Linked DNA regions of Homo sapiens: region 1 is linked to region 2. A link is a contact called in ENCODE Hi-C or POLR2A ChIA-PET data. All regions are on one chromosome and are shown on one strand. The core of a region is the stretch at or near the end of the contact, and the rest is flanking DNA. Distances in the headings are between cores, read along the strand shown. Region 1 holds the start of FKTN-AS1 (FKTN antisense RNA 1). Region 2 overlaps FSD1L (fibronectin type III and SPRY domain containing 1 like).

What was found. A loop is a pair of places that touch in the nucleus more often than their neighbours do. ChIA-PET counts read pairs that join two places held with the same protein, here RNA polymerase II (POLR2A). Pooled maps may share reads with other maps.
Region 1: a map of A673 shows a loop between it and region 2 (4-fold over the local background). The contact joins the promoter of FKTN-AS1 here to the enhancer-like site in region 2. A Hi-C loop is called at or near these places in 1 of 168 maps with a recorded cell type or tissue (A673), 11 of 37 single-sample maps with no recorded cell type and 6 of 50 pooled maps. POLR2A ChIA-PET finds 5 or more read pairs at or near these places in 3 of 52 experiments (GM12878, activated T-cell and naive thymus-derived CD4-positive, alpha-beta T cell).

What each region holds. Positions count from the first base shown.
Region 1 is chr9:105,556,977-105,563,140 of GRCh38, forward strand. It overlaps FKTN-AS1 (FKTN antisense RNA 1), which reads right to left and starts at 1,330. Exons shown (of 3, transcript NR_184141.1): 1 at 794-1,330; 2 at 138-199. FKTN (fukutin) reads left to right here and starts at 1,155. Exons shown (of 11, transcript NM_001079802.2): 1 at 1,155-1,189. RefSeq lists enhancers at 1,016-1,065, 1,226-1,415.
Region 2 is chr9:105,508,816-105,514,192 of GRCh38, forward strand. FSD1L (fibronectin type III and SPRY domain containing 1 like) reads left to right here. Exons shown (of 14, transcript NM_001145313.3): 10 at 3,992-4,121. Among named protein-coding and RNA genes, the nearest start is that of FKTN, 47 kb to the right of the region's middle. Within about 2 kb of position 1,321, at least 3 of the 41 ENCODE cell types and tissues checked have a DNase peak (open chromatin) inside an H3K27ac peak, as active enhancers do; they include GM12878, where a contact is called at or near this core.

The sequences.
Region 1 (6,164 bases), core at 80-2,579, 48 kb after region 2:
TAGCAAGTATGTGATGCTCAAGTTTTCCCATGTCCCATCACGTTAGCACCTGTGTTAATGATGCCATTAAGCTTTGATAACTTACTTCCTCTTGGTGTAACCTTCCACTTTTTTTTATTAACCTACTGAGTACCTACCCGTTCTGAGTGCATTGGATGAGAGGACTTCAACAGTAAGCTTGTATGTGCATAGGAAATTTCTGGAAGGAAAAACAAAAAGTTGGTAAATGTCATAACCTGTAGGAAGTGAGGAAGATTTTTTCTTCCTTTTCTTTCTGTACTGATAGAATTAAAAACAAAGCTTAGAAAACAAATATATGATGGGAGTATTTTCCGTTTTGTAGAAATAAATTATAATTACAGTAACTGGTTTAGTGAATTATGGTTTTCAAAAATTTATAAGAAGATTAATATCTGAGCCTTAACAACCACCTTTTGGATTACACCGTTAAAAGAACCAAAGTGAGAGGATCGCTTGAGGCCAAGAGTTCGAGACCAGCCTGGGCAAGATGGTGAGGACGCCCTCCCCCCCACCCCCGCCACACCCCGCCCTGCTAGCCCCCAACGTCTCTACAAAAAAAGAAAAGAAAAAAGTTAATCAGGTACAAAATTGTATCCAGCCTTAAACTGGAGGGCAACAGGTCGCTAAATCTTGAATGTCATAAAGGCACCTCAACTTCATGAGGAATAGTGAACGCAGCTGCTATTTTCCACTCTATCCCCTAGCTCTACTAATTGTATCCAAACCAAACTTCAGGGAGTTATGCTGAATCCCTCTAGCAAAGCACACGCACTAAAAAAACCACTCGTTTATCAGAAGTTCACATTTAACGGGCTTGGAAAACGGCTCAGCTGCTGCCTCCAGTTCATCTTCCGCTGTCGAAAGCGTTTCAGAACTTAAACTCTCAGATTGCCTCAGTGCGCTGCTGTAGTTGTCAATTAGGCAAGAGATAAAAAAGGGCTTTGGCTAAGTGGCTAGATTATAAAAGCGAGGAATCGCCAGGGCTCAGTGAACTTCTGGCGGTGAGGATGCGACAAGAGTCACAGGAAAGCCGAGGCTGGGGCTGGACCGTGGGAACGTCCCAGCAGGAACCAAGCCAGCCTCCGCCGCTCAGCACTTGACGGCGGCTTTTGCGGCGGTTGCTGTGAGTGCCGTAAAGCGGAGCGGCTGCAGCCTGCTGTTGAGTGAGGTAAGGTACGGGAGGCTCAGGTCGGTACCCGGGGATGGGTGGGCGCCTTCAGACAGGTACCGCTGGCGACTCGGGTGCCCTTACCGGGCATCCTCCAGCATTCTGGGCACCTGCCTACCCCTTGGTGAGGAGGCCGGCCACAGGCTGAGCGCGCTCCGGGCTGGGTACTCCTCAGTCAGTCCACGAGCATCGCGTGGTAGACTTCCACTTGGCCAGTCCTTCCCGCACTTCTGGGCGTGTCATCAGGTGAAATCTTAATCCTGGGACAGATGAAAGGTTGGAGGACGATCGAGACTCTTGTAGTAGCCGGGTTAGGGTAGTGACCCCTGACCTCAGGTTATCCGCCCGCGTTGGCCTCTCAAAGTGCTGAGATTACAGCCGTGAGCCACCGCGCCCGGCCTGAAATTTACAATTTCTCATTTAACATGAGGTAAGCCACATTTCTCTTGGCTTCAGTTTTGTCAGATGTGGAAAAAAAAAAAAAAGGACCTAGATGATATATCAGATTCTTTATGCTTTTGAAGATAGCACGTTTCCAGTCGGTAAAAATCAAGCTGTGAACAAATGACAAAGTGAATGATAGAGCAGTATATTAGAAATTGGGCAGATGGAAGCCCAGTAGAAAAGGCTGTGTTTGAGCTAGACTCTGAGGATAAATAGGGTTTGAACGATTGGAAACCATCTCTGTTGGGCCATGGACAAAGATATCAAATGCAGGAATAAGCATTTATATTTTAGCGATTCTATTTGTGGACATAAGTTTAGTGAGGGTAGAGGATTTGGGAAGGCTGGCATTGAACGGTGAAAGAACTCTTAGTGGAAAGGAAGTGCAGGGTGTTCTGACAAGGAAGAAGAAAGGAACCGGGGAAATGCCGAAAGAACAATACGCAGGACTTGATTTCTTGGATCTGGGTGATGATATTTTTAACCTGCGTTTCTAAAAAGTAAGTTTAAGTGCTGTTGGCAAAAATGGGAATTCTGTTGAATTCCAGCATGCAATAGTGTACTGGGAATAAAGTGATTTAGATCGTAGAGTGCTGAGGTTGCCAATAACTAGCCTCTTGGCTGTCATTTAATTCTTCTAGAGCCTATTCTCCATAAGGTGATGTTGGGCCAGCTGATCTCTCTTCTCTAAAGCCTGTAAAACTAGAGACTGTGAGGATGGAGAGCTAGTTACTTTCTTCTGGACTGGGAGAGGACGATAGTTGACAGAGAATAAAATTGTTAATTTTGGGGCTGGACGCGGTGGCTCACGCCTGTAATCCCAGCACTTTGGGAGGCTGAGGCGGGTGGATCACCTGAGGCCAAGGAGTTCGAAACCAGCCTGGCCAACATGGTGAAACCCTATCTCTACTAAAAATACAACAAATTAGCCGGGTGTGGTGGCGGGCGCCTGTAATCCCAGCTACTCCTGAGGCTGAGGCAGGAGAATCGCTTGAACTTGGGAGGCAGAGGTTGCAGTGAGCCAAGATCAGGCCACTGCACTCCGGCCTGGGCAACAAGAGCGAAACTCTGTCTCAAAAAAAAAAAAAAGTTAATTTTGAACATGTTAAATTTGAGGTGAGGTGCAGGAAATAGAGTTGAAAATATAGGCAGATAGAGTGCATGGACTGTAATTTAAATAGTGTTTTCTCTCACAGGTGGTAGTTAAAATCTTGAGAATGGATTTGGTTTCAGGGAGAGATTGTAGAGAGAGTAACTATAGGCCATACCCACAGAGAGGAGGTTGGAGAAATTATTGAAGGAGGCATGTGGATCTCAGAGCTAAGAGCAAGGAAGGAGTTCTTTTTAAAAAAGTTACATATAGTTGTAGATTCTCAGGGGCCCAGTGTTGTTATTAAGCTAATTTAACAGCATTTACAGCAAATAATAAGCACCTACTTCTGGGAATTCTGGCAGAAAATAAATAATTCAAATAGATATAATCTCCACTGCCTAATTGTCTACCCAGAAGTGGTATCATTTACATATTTATTTATTCAACAAATATTTATATGTTTCAAGCACTGCTGGTTCTAGGGATATAACGACGAGCAAGGTAGACATTGTTCTTATCCTCCCTGCATGTAAAGCCCTTAGCATCTACATCAGTGCTTTTCAAATTTTAATGTACATATGAATCATCTGAGGATTTTATTAAAATGTAGATTATGAATCAGTAGGTGGGGGCTGAAAATTCTGTATTACTAACAAGCTCCAATGTGATACTGATGTTCTTAGGACCATACTTTTAAGTGACAAGAATCTAGATCCTGTTTAGCAAATATGGCCGTTATTAAGCCACTACCACTACCCATCATCTGTTTCTCCTAGGATAAAATAATTTTACTTCTTATGAAAATAATATATGCTTATACAAATATTGGAACAATATAGAAAAGTGTAAAGAACCATGTAAAAATCACTCCTAATTCTCCCTACCCAGAGATAACCATTATTAATATTTTTGGGAACATTCATCCAGATTTTACATATGTACATACATTCACAATTTAAGTGTTGCACTAAGTACATGTCACACTCTAAGCCCTGTGTTTGATTCTATTTGCTGTATGATTTTATTAAGATAAATACCCAAGTGTCCAGAACCAAGCAATTAAGTACTTGCATTCTTGAGGGAGCCACTTAAAAATAATTTGGGGGCCAGGCACGGTGGCTCACGTCTGTAATCTCAGCACTTTGGGAGGCCAAGGTGGATGGATCACGAGGTCAAGAGATCAAGACCATCCTGGCCAGCCTGATGAAACCCTGTCTCTACTGAAAATACAAAAATTAGCTAGGCTTGGTGGCACATGCCTGTAGTCCCAGCTACTCGGGAGGCTGAGGTAGGAGAATCACTTGAACCTGGGAGCGGAGGTTGCAGTGAGCTGAGATTGTGCCACTGCACTCCAGCCTGGCAACAGAGCAAGAATCCGTCTCAAAAAACAAAAAAAAAAACAAAACAAAAAACAAACTTTGGGAGCCGGACAGTGTCTCATGCCTATAATCATTCCAGGTGCCCAAGAGGCTGAGGTGGGAGGATTGCTTGTGCCTAGCAGTTTGAGGCAGCAGTGAGCTATGATTGTGACACTGCACTCCAGCCTGGGTGACAGAGCAAGACTCCATTTCTTAAAAAAATAAAAACTTGTGTTACTTCAAAAATGGGGAGACATTAACATAATTACATGTGGGCTCTAGTAAATGAATATTTGTCATTTCATTTAGGATGAGAGGAGAATTTTTAAAGTTTTAAAAAAAACTTAGTTTTTTTCTTACTACAAAATCAATTGATGTTCACGTAAGATAAATAAGGAAAAAAAATAAAAGCACCTACACTCCTCCCAACCCAAAGACAATCCTTGCTGTCTTCACCTTCCTTCCTGCTAACCTGTCTTATCTATATCTTTCATTTCAGCCACTATCTTTCCAAAACCCTCTTACACCATAGTCATTCAGAAAGGAGTAACTATGTATTTATGATTTTTCTGGAGCATCTACTGGAGAAACTAAATTTCATTAGCTTTTTATCTTCAAGTAACAGCATGTGTAGGTAGAAGTTATATTGCAAAGGATTAAGTGCATGAATGGTAAGCAGGTAAAGAAACTTCTTAACCCTTTGCAGTCTAATGTTTACTTCCAAGCTGCTGACAGTTGTGAAAAGTTAGCAGTCAAAGGAAAAGAAATGGACAATAAGAAAGACCAACAGTATTTAGGGAAGATTTGATAGTAGCTGTTGCTACTGGGATATTTTTGGCTTTTGAGAACAGCTGAAAAATGTCGATTTTTTTTTTTTTTTGGTCTGACCTCTGAATTCATTTTCAGACGCATTTTCTCTTTATGCCTGCCAATCTGCTACATCATCTCTCTAACTATACCTTTTCCTAATTACACTACTCTCTTTCCTCTGTAGTTCAGCCTCCTGTTTTATTTTGTTCAGAGCATATTTGAATGTCAGTTCTGTTTTAATGAATTGCCTGAAGGATTCTTCCTGTGCGCTGCACAAACGAAACCAGTTCACTGAGACTGTGCTACTGCAGTAAAGAAACAGCTTACTTAACAATGATGCTGGCTGTGCAAAGGAGTTATTACTCAAATCAGTCTCGCCAAAGACTTGGTGGTTAGTTTTTCAAGGATAGTTTTTAGTTTGGTGGCAGGGGACTAGGGAATGAGGGCTGCTGGTTGGCTGGGGATGTGATGATAAGGGTGTGAAAAATGGTCCTTGTGTGCTGAGTCCACCTCTGGGTGGGGAGCCACGTGACTGGTTGGGTCATGAGTCACTAGTTCACCTCTAGGTAGTGTCAGTTGGTCCAGAATGCAAAGGTCTGAAAAATATCTCAAAAGACCAATCTTAGGTTCTGTAGCCAGGGAAAATATAAATCCTGTGTCCTCTGGAAAAAAGACTGGTTATCATTTAACTACATGTTACCAGAATTCAGGTCCCTCTCATAATCCTAATCTTGTAGTCTTTCATTACCTTTATAAAGGCAGTTTAGTTTTGGAAAAGGTTACTATCATCCTTGCTTTAGGTTAAACTGTAAACTAAATTCCTTTCAAAGTTAGCTTGGCCTGCACCCAGAAATGACCAAGGACAGATTGGAGGTCAGAAACAAGATGGAATCAACTATGAGATTTCTCTTAGCTGTCATAATTTTGCAAAGGCAGTTTCACTCTCTGATTCATACTATCTATGCCTCACTCTTACTCCCCAATATCCCCAAATAAGTCGGGGATCCCACAGCATAAGGATATGGCTAGGCTCTCACATATCATCTTATGAACCTAAGTTAGGTGTCAGGGAAGGTTTTTGATTCCACTTCCCCCCACTCCTGCCTTCTGGATCATCTCTCTTGATATATCATTCATTCATTCATTCATTCAAACAGACCCCTACCTAGGTGATTCTCAAAAGAGTGGGGTCTGGGGCTGGAGGAGGTGTCAGGGTAAACCAGTTACCAAAAGTCTTTCATACTAATACCTTCAAAGGACAAATGCAAAT
Region 2 (5,377 bases), core at 71-2,570:
TCTCTACTTCTCCTAGCCTAGCTTTCTCAACAGTAAGAATTTTAAGGGAAAATAGGACTACAGTAGTGGTTTTCATTGGGTTTTCTTATATGATTTTATTTATACAGATAAAATAGACTGAGATGATGGTATTGTATTCTCTGGGAGATGCTTAATTTATAAATTTCAATCTTGTTATAAATAGGTAAGTATCACTGAGATTTGCCCAGAGTTTTCCCATAGAATGGATTATGAATCAATATTGGGGAAGTATCTGTTTAGTTCAGGTCCTCTCTGTTTTCCTGTATCTTATTGCAACAGTTAACGTTTATATAGTTTATTAATGGTTACAAAACACTTTCAATTCTTTATTAGATAATTAAAGTCATCTTGAGAGATCAATATGCTAGATATTATTGATACCCATATTGCAGATGAAAAAATAGAGTTTTCATATATTAAATGACTTTCCCATGATCCCTAGACCTAGTTTGGAAAGGTGTGAATAAGAATCCACTTCTGAGTTTTGTGCCAGCCCTTACTATGAGCCTGGAACCTAGGTTCTTCTAGTCTCTGAAAGCAATTGGGGTTTAATGAAAACTCCCTAGAGTAGCAGACTTGAATACAGAGGATTTTTTAGATATTTACCAATTTGAAGGTTATAATGCTGGAGACTTTCCTAGTTGTGAGATGGTTATTGACTGGGTTTAATTCCAGAACCAGACTCTACACATTCTTGTAGGCACTTGGGACTTAAGGCATTCCACTGACCTCTAGTTCATATAGCATTTGAATAGGTTTACCTGCCAGAAATTTGATTGGATTTGGAGGATGACAAAAAAAATCATATAATAAAACAAAATATAAGGCCTATAAGTTATTGATGAGACAAACTCAGAAAAATGTTTGCATCACAAAGGTCTGAAATAAAGTCTATCTTGAAGTAATTTGTTTGGATTAGCAGATGTTTCTATTTGAGAACTATAGGTAACTTAGCCAAGGAATGCAGTTAACTCTGTATTACATGTTATCAAACTGAGATGTTATTGTGGTTTCTGTAGAGGTTTTTACCATTTTAAAATAATAGTCATATGTAGGCAGATAATCTTTTCTATATAACTTGAACTGTTTTTAGCCCATCAAGTAAAATTCATTACTATTATTCTTCCTCAAGAGCATCATATTTTTAAAATTTCTTTTGTTTCTTTTCATTTACTGTTCATATTTAATGACCAAAGTTGGACCTAAATGTGGTGAATTATAATTTCTATGCAAATTTCATAGATACAGGAAAATGAATCACTGGCTTGTGGTTTTCTTCCAGCTGGGCTGGCTGCTCCTATTAGCAGTGATTGGATGTTACTGGTCAAACTCTTAATCATGGGGTTTGTAGAGAGAAACTAAGTTGATTCTAGGCCTTTTCAGCACTTCTTCACTGTTGAGTAAACCCTCTGCGGTAGGAATAGACTGAAACTCAACTCTGAGACCCACAAAACAGTGATTCTGACCTTCAGGGAGTTCCAGAATAAAGTTAGACTCCTACATGGCCATGAGTCACAGATTTTCTAGGGTTATTCCATAGCATTAGTGGGGCTACTAATGAGAGTAAGAGCTGCAGAGGAAAAGTCCACATTTTTACCAATGACACACTGAACAGTTGTTTACCAATTTATTTGGCTTGTTGCAGCCTTTTTCAACCAACCAGTAGAAATTAGGGTATGGACAAAAAACTGGAGAGAAAGGAAGAAAGGTGGAGATTGAGTAGTTGAGCCTACCAAAATTTCATATACTTCCACTTAAGGTTCTTGATATGGAAAATAGTGAACATTGTTTACTTCTGCCCTCCAACATATGAAGCACTATTTCTTCTGGCATTGAAATTCTCAGAAGTCATGAGTAATATAAGTTCTTATCACCAGAATATTTAGAGTATATTATTAGTTATTTTCTTGTGAAGGTAAATGATATTAAATTACTAAATCACAAATTATTCTCCAACTTTAATTGATAGCAGCTATGATATAATTTTATAGTACCAAGAAAGCAGCCACTCGCACAAGTTAAACATATGAAACATATCTGTACTCTGATTTTTGGTACTTTGTTTTCACAGACTATTAAAGATACGGGAACCAGTATCTAGTTATATTATAGGACTTATACAAGAGATAGGACCTCACTTTTGAGGCTAGTCTTTTTTTTTTTTTTAACTATAGAGTATTATCTCTGTTACATTAGAGGAGCTCTATAACTTAACTGAGGTCCATAAGGGGTAGTGTCCACAAAGAAAGAGAGATACGAAAATGACACTCCTTAGGCTTGAAATCCATGCCTTTTTGTTTGGATGCTGCAGTATTTAATAAGTATGGTCTTAAGTGGTTTTCAATGGTACTATCTATTTTTTTTTTTTGCCACCTTTGACACCAGTATTGCTGGTGGCCCTTCTCTCCAGCATAACAAACATTAGGGGACAGCCTTAGGATTTCTTCCTTTTTTAAAAAAACAGCCTTAGGATTTTAGCAAGCAGTTGAGAATTGGTGGCACCTTAGAGTTAAATCCAATATTCTTTCTCAAAAATGTAGAAGCTCTCACATGCATTACCTAGTAGCTCACATATAGATGTTAACTTTATTAAGGCAGTTCATTCTTGGAAATGCAGGGTATAAGTTTTACTTAATCCTAACCTTTTGGTAACCTGTCTATTAAGGAATTCTATTTCTGTTTTTACTAAAAAGCTGCATGATTGCTGCATTATCTCTTTTTTCTGTAAGTTCATTTCTGTTTAAATGCAGATGTTGAAAGCTGTGAACTTCCTTGTACTGTATGACATTTACTGGAAGCTCTGTGGTCAGTAGATTTGTATTCAGAATGTTGTTTCATAAATAAAAAACAATGAACAATAGCTCCAATGCATAGTTGAAATTAAAGTGCTCTTTACAGAACAGTAGGGGATAAAAGGATTATTGATTCATTAGGTAAACAGTTATGTATCATCAAACAAAATAAACCTATAGAGAGTCATAGTTCACAGACACACTGAAGCCTTAGCTAAATTAAGTAATATCCATAAGTGAAATAGGGTTCTGTAAAGGGATACTGTATTTCTTAATATATACTAGAAGTTTGAACCTTTGGAGGGAAATAGAACTAACAGGCAGATTAGTTAGTAACTGTGTAATAGCTGATACCTTGCAAGATAGAGATTCCGAGAGTTATATTTTAAGATAAAAGGAATGGTGTGATTAGCCATGAATCAGTACATTCTAATGATTTACCCTCAGTTTCCAAGGAAAGAAGCTTATACCTTGCTTCACTGATTTCCTAAATTCCTAAAGCAGTTCTGAGTAAGTCTTGTGAAAAGTATAGTTAATTCCTCAAAATATTAAATAATCTGGAAGTCATAGTTTTATGGTTTTTTTTTAAATTTATGTGGTTCTTTTCCCTCTGTACTCTTCGTCATGTAAATTATCTATCAGCTGGGCCAGTTTCCTTGTTCTGCCATCACGGCCTCAGTTTCTCTATGTTTGCCTTACTTTGAAACTGACAGTGTAGGTATGAAATTATTAAATATTAGAGTATCAGAGAAAATGTGTATGCCAGGTTCTATAATTTTTTACACTATGTAATTTTATCCTTCTCCTTAATTCTTCCAGTTCCCCTTCCTATTTAGTCATAACAGTCAACTGATATCCTAATAACAGGAAATTTAGGTTACTGTGTACTCATTGAGATTTTAGTAGAATGAACAGGAGAAATGTCAGTGACCATGCAAGTACATTGTATTTGGTTGGTGTATAGGATATATAGAGAAGAATAATGGGAAATCAGATAAGAATTATAAATTATAGCCTGATTATTGAGAACTTTAAGTGCTAGGATTATGAATTTGAACTTTATTTTCTGTATTCAGTATTGAATTGATTGAGTAGGAAAATAATGTGGTGATAGCTGTGTTTCAGAAAGTGGAGATATGCTATATTTTAAAAATATATTTAAATATTATCTTGAATAGCACTTAACTTCAATTTGGATAACTCCTCATCCCATTTGAACCTGAAAGTTGAAGATACATGTGTAGAGTGGGATCCTACTGGAGGAAAAGGTCAAGAAAGTAAAATTAAAGGAAAAGAGAACAAGGGCAGGTAAGCTAGACCATTAAATCTGCCATATGGACAAATGCTTGTACACTGGTTCTTATTTAACAATAACTTTTATTGAAATTCTTAGTCAATATACCTATGAGAGTTACAGTATATTAGTAGCACCAAAGTGAAGAATATAATACTATTTGTCAGTAGTTTAATAGGTCATTAACATTTTTTATTACTTTTTTTTAGTTTCATCCCTAATCCTCTTACACATTTTCATTTCAGTATTCCATTTCTTTAAAGTTATATATACAGCAACTTGAATTGCTTAGAAGAAGTTTCTAGTATAATTCCTGAATTTTAGACTTATAGATCACCTATCTTACCTGCAGGTCTGGTCTGCACTAAATGACAGCGTTTAATAGGTACAACCCTAGGGTCTTGCCTCTGATCAGCAACACAATGAACCTAAGAGGCAGGTTCAAGGACCTTTTGTTACTGTCATAACTAACTTATTTAAATAAAGTCAAAACATGGGATCCTCTTTCTTTTTTAATAGAAGAAATTTTTGCTCAAACTGAAGATAAATGCCATTGTGAGTTACAGTAATGAATCCCCAAAAATTCCTCAGCAGGCCTTTAATCTGATTTCATTATAAGCTGTTAAATTTAAGTTGTAAAACAGTTTCTTAACAGTTGCCTGTTTTTATCTGACAGTGTCCATGTTACTTCACTGAAGAAACATACAAGGTGATGATCTATGTCTGTCTAGTTCTAGGACTTAGTAAAATCTAGCTTGGCTGATTAAAAAAACTTTAATTTTATCTTTTAACCAATAAGCAGAAGCCATTGCGGCAGCCTTCATAAGCTAAAATACTGCTCTGTGTAGACTGTATTGGTAGCTTATGTTTTGAATTTACATTGTAGTGTGCTGCATATTATTTGGATTATATTGTATATGGTAACAAAATAAGCTCTGCTTTAAAGTCTTTCTTGAATTTTTTTCCCTTATCTGATTTATTTTTCTGCTTTTACTCATACCTGGCATCTTTCTTGTTGTACTGAATAATATTCGTTAGTCTAACATTATAGCTTCGCTTTTATTTGTATTTGACACACAGCAGGTTTGAAGAGTTCTCTGTTTTATAATAATTAGGCAGTTTCAGGAGCAACAAGGATAAAAAATAAAGGCCATTGCTAAAATTATCAAGACAGTTCCAGAAAGATGAATGGTTTCAATTTGCATGAGTAATAATGTGCTTATTTGAAGATACTACATATCTTTACTGGAAACCAGAATGTGTTCTCTTT